Regions from separate parts of the Homo sapiens genome. Here region 1 is linked to region 2. A link is an interaction called in ENCODE POLR2A ChIA-PET data of the cell type or tissue named here. Cell type or tissue: PC-3. All regions are shown on one strand.

Evidence for each region. ChIA-PET counts read pairs that join two places held together with the same protein. Peaks named below come from ENCODE experiments on the same cell type or tissue, not always from the same donor. Only the 100,000 strongest peaks of a DNase experiment are listed, where the experiment ranks them.
Region 1: POLR2A ChIA-PET joins it to region 2 with 5 read pairs; 2 of 35 experiments call an interaction of 5 or more read pairs at or near these places.

The regions. Positions count from the first base shown.
Region 1 is chr3:24,627,244-24,629,743 of GRCh38, reverse strand. No RefSeq gene overlaps it. Among named protein-coding and RNA genes, the nearest start is that of THRB, 130 kb to the right of the region's middle. In PC-3, no CTCF peak of the experiment used is centred here; a DNase peak (open chromatin) is centred at 983.
Region 2 is chr3:24,269,485-24,271,984 of GRCh38, reverse strand. The region is part of intron 3 of THRB (thyroid hormone receptor beta); the gene reads left to right. Among named protein-coding and RNA genes, the nearest start is that of THRB-AS2, 120 kb to the right of the region's middle. In PC-3, no CTCF peak of the experiment used is centred here; no DNase peak of the experiment used is centred here.

The sequences.
Region 1 (2,500 bases), 360 kb before region 2:
AAACATGACAAACACTACCCCAGTCAGGATATCAGCAATGATAAGCCATGTTGACATCATGTTTTTTTTTTCTTTTTTTGAGATAACGTCTTGCTCTGTAGCCCAGGCTGGAGTGCAGTGGCGCGATCTTGGCTCACCCAAACTCTGCCCCCTGGGTTCAAGCAATTCTCCTGCCTCAGCCTCCAAAGTAGCCGAGATTACAGGTGCGCAGCACTGCACCCAGCTAATTTTTTATATTTTTAGTAGAGACAGGGTTTCACCATGTTGGCCAGGCTGGTGTTGAACTCCCAACCTCAGGTGATCCACTGGCCTCGGCCTCCTAAAGTACTAAGATTAGAAGCGTGAGCCACAACGCCCAGCCAAAAAAAAAAAAAAAAAATTCAATAAAACTTACCATGCAATTCAACAAATTTACAAAACACAATTCAATAAATGTATACATTGAAAAAGAACACTATAATGCAGATCAATTTAACCCAGAACAGTCAATGCTAAGCTATATACTGTTAGAATTATTAAAATTTAATACAAGGAAAGAATTCTTTGGGCATCGAGATGAGATCAATTCATTTATAAAGGAAAGAGAGTTAAGCTGGCATCAGACCTTTCCATTACAACATTTAATACCAGAGCATGTGGATCAACTACAAGATACCCATGAAAAGTATACGCAAGCCACGCATTTTGCAGCCCGCCAGACTGTCCTTCAAGAGTAAAGACTAGAAGCAAAGAGTTTTGGATATGAAAATTAGAGTGGTTGGGGAAGGCTGAGGGAGAGGAAGATGAGGGTAGAAGGGGTTACACCAACCTTTTTTTTACTAATATTATACTGGCAAAGGACTAACCCTAAAATGTCTTCAGAACTTCTAGATCATAGATTTTCAAATGAGACCTTACAAGAAGAAGTGATAAAAAGTTTCAGATAGCTCTAGCTTCTGCCATCTTGAGTAATAAAATATGATTTACTGCTCTGCACCCTGCCAAGGATTACTCAAGATACATAGACTCATGTTGACTTAGGATTGCTGCTAAAAATGAATTGACAGCAGTATGATTTCTGGATTTAAAAGAGGTCATAAACAGACTTTGATAAGTGATATTTTATGTAGTTTATGACCTACTTATCTAAAAGCAAAATATGTAACATAAAAACTAAGCCATCATAACAAGAACTTTAGCTTTTTAAATAATAAAACCTAACTATCAAACTTAATCTTTCAATAACCTTGCTAAAGTACAATGATACCAGAAGTGCTCATGACAGTGTTTTGGCAATAAAAAAATTTAGTTTCAAATGCCACTGATTAAGTTAATTTCATTTGCAGGTTCAAATCTTCTGATTCATGTTATCAAAAATGGAATTTTTTTCTTGCATAGTGATTTAACGTTGAAATAATCCTTAAAAAGAGAGTGTATCATCTTTGTCTAAGTTAAAGCTCAATAATTTTCTTGGCTATGTACCCCAATCTAATCTGGAAACTTGTTAGGTAATAATATCAAAAAGTGGCAATTTATTTAGCTATTAATGTTTAAGAAGAGGTCCATGGGGACTTCCTCTGTAATTTTTTTCTTTTTGCTCTGCATATCCACTTAGATGGATTACTTCTACTCATTGTACCTGGCAGTAAAAGATGAAATACATGTGTACCCTTCATTCTTACTGCTATTAACAAAGAGCTCCATGAAGTCATTTTTCTACTAGTTTGTAATTTTGGGGAGAGCGTAGGAATCATTATGGACCCTTTTGAGAATATGATACAAGTTATAGGCCCTCTTCCTGGAAAATTTTCCGTTTTACATACTCTTTGCATATCATTTCAGGAGAGTTGAGGACCCTGAAGCCCACATATAAAGCCCCTCAGAACGTGGACCCCAAGTTAAGCATTCTTTTTTTTTAAAGCATTCTTAATCTAACCGTTCATTAAAAGACACTCAGAAATTAGGTTTTTAATAATGGATTTTTAGCTCATCTCAGTCACACATTCTGGTAAGCCATATTCTTGAAAAATAATTCCTTAAAGTAAACCTAAATTACATAAAGTCTCTTATCTGTTCTCCTCTTATTATTTTATGGTAAAGATCCTCTTTGGAAATTCCCTTCTTAATTTGAAAACTTATATTGGGCTGCAACTGAACTCCTACTTTTGAGCCTTAATTGCTATAAGCTTTCTTTGAATCTTTGTTTTTCTAAATGGTATAATATATGTGAATTAGTAAATTATGATTATAATTATTTTTAGGCACTAATAATTTCAGTAATGCATATTTTCTAAATTTGAGAAATAAAACATTCTGTGTTGTCTTTAAATTTGGACATGATAATCCCACAGTGGTTACTCCTTTCTGTTCAAACAGGATTTGTAACTTGGCCAAATTCACATTATACTAAATGTGGATGGAACATTGCATAGTTTTGTAAAAAGTACTTAAGACCAGGGTTGATTTCTATCCAAACTATAAAAACAAAAAAAACTTATTCTAATGTCCAAATCACATAGAT
Region 2 (2,500 bases):
ATCTTCTAAACATAATAACCCAAGACCATCATAATCATAATAGCTAATAATCAAATATTAACTTAGGACCTGTATCCTTTTCTCTACATCATTTACCATGTGATAAATATTTTCCCTTCTACCTTTACTATTGGGAAACAAAGTTCCCTAGAGCTTACATACCTGTACTCTGACTATTAAATTAATTATTAAATTAAATTAAATTTTCTCAAGGAAAAAAATACTATTGTAATAGTACATGTAGTATATACTGAGACATACAGTATATACTTGATTAAGAAATTAGGCTATGAGGAATAGCCAGGACAAGCTTTTAAGCTAAAAAGTTATTACATTCTAATTCTGGTAAGAATAGGAGCTTCTTGGAATTCAAAGAGGGCCCAGGGGGGTGTATTTTCTTCTAATGAGAACCTCTAACAGGAAAAAAAATAATAATAGAAATACTCTGTTCATCCCTGATCAAGTTCAGTGTGCTTCGTTTTAAAGGATATCAGAGAAGCCCTCTCTTTGCCCTGCAAAAGCCCTGTAGTAACCTCACACCACAGCATTGGTTCCCACAGCCATTTGCTTTACAAGTTTAGCCACACTCAGGAACGGACATTCTAGAAAGGTCCAAGTCTTATCTTCATTACTCTCTTTCCCCTGTTTTTTTGAGCTGCTGATCCTGAGAGATAGAACAGAGAAAAAAGAGCAAGTTCTGATTGTTTAGTATTTTCATAAGCCGCATGCATACAGTTTCAGGAATAAAATGCTCTGGTTTAAAAACAAATGGTTGTTTGATTTTGTAAGAATAAAAAAAGAAGGAATGACACTTTGGTTCCAGCACTAAATATCCTCTTGGTATATAGAACTTTTTTACTGCCTTTCTATCCTCAACGAAAATATCCAGTAAAAAATTTTGTCTGAGAAAATAGTGACAAGTTATCCTCACATGCCTAGGGAGGGCTATGGTTTGGATGTTATCTCTAAAGGAAAAATTTGTTAGACCAGAGCATCCAAGGGAGAAGGTATTTTGGAAAGGGGGGGAGCCTTTCACACCCTTGCATCATTGTAATGAACCTTGTCAGGGGTCACTAAATAGGTAGAATCCTAAACATTTCTGTGTGAGATTAGATGAAAACTCAATTCTTTTTAATTAACAAGAAATGTTACAGAAGGTAAGAGCTTCAGAAATAAACTAGTCAAGCCACTCCACTTTACAAAAAGATCCAGAGGGCAAAAGGATTTTCCCAAGAGCCCCTGGCTGATTGGGAACAGAAGTTAGGCTAGAATTCACTCTGCCCACTCCCAGGCCTGTAAATTTCCAGGACACTGTCTGATTTAAATCTCCATGACCTGATGAACTGACCCCCGTTAGCTGTCTTTTCAAGACCCTTGCAAGAATTGCATGGATGCCAACAATGCTTCTCTTAAGCTCCAGCTGGAAGGGCTGGGACGTATCTAATTTCTAGCCAGTCTGAGTAATGGCATTATAGATAGGTGCTCATAATGTTAGCACCTAAGCCTGCAGGCTCACTTGATTAAATGGCAACATGGATCTCTTTTCATTCTTGTTATTTTGATAATTAAATGGGATTTCCAGCTCATCTCTGACCTGACACATGTTTTTCATTTTTAAAGTGAGTCAGGGAGTGAGCAATTCATGGTAGTTTAGTAGTACAAACTATACCCATAGCTCATTAAAATGTGTTTAAAGATTAATAAAATTGCACCCTGTCCAGTAGTAAACCTGGTTAAGTGTCTAACACATCAGGCATGCCTTTAATGGCCTGTTTGCTTTTCAAAGATGTGAAGCAAGACCAATTATTAAAAAGAAAGATGCAATACTGCCTTAGAGTTGCAGTTTTTAAAATTTATTTTGCATAGAACCATCTTTTAGCTTTTATGTTTTCAAAATATAAAATTCTGATCAGTGTGACCACATTAAAAAAAGTTTATTTCCCAATCTGAGTAAACACTATTTGTAAAACCTTAAATAGCATAGTTTAATTTTTGATGCTCAAATACATTAGATGGTGCAAAAAAAAAGCTAAGAGTTTTGTGAGAAAACAATTCAGAAAAAGCCAAAGAAGGAAGGACCAAAATTATTTTTGCAGAAATTATAAAGGTACATGTCAAAATTTAAAAATTACACTTAATTTCTTACTGATAAAGTGGGCATCTCCTTGCTCAAAATACTTGTCAAGGTGAATAAAATAGTGATGGAACACAGAAGCTGATGCCATTACCCTTAATCAGAAATAACTTAAGGCTGGGTACTGTGGCTTATGCCTGTAATCCCAGCACTTTGGGAGGCTGAGGTGGGAGGATTGCTTGAGTCCAGGAGTCTGAGACCAACTGAGGCAACATGGTGAGATTCTGTCTCTACAAAAAAAAAAAAAAAAATTAAAAATTATCCAGGTGTAGTGGCACACACCTGTAGTCCCAGCTACTTGGGAGGCTGAAGCAGGAGCATCACTTGAGCCCAGGAGGTTGAGGCCATAGTGAGATATGATGGGTG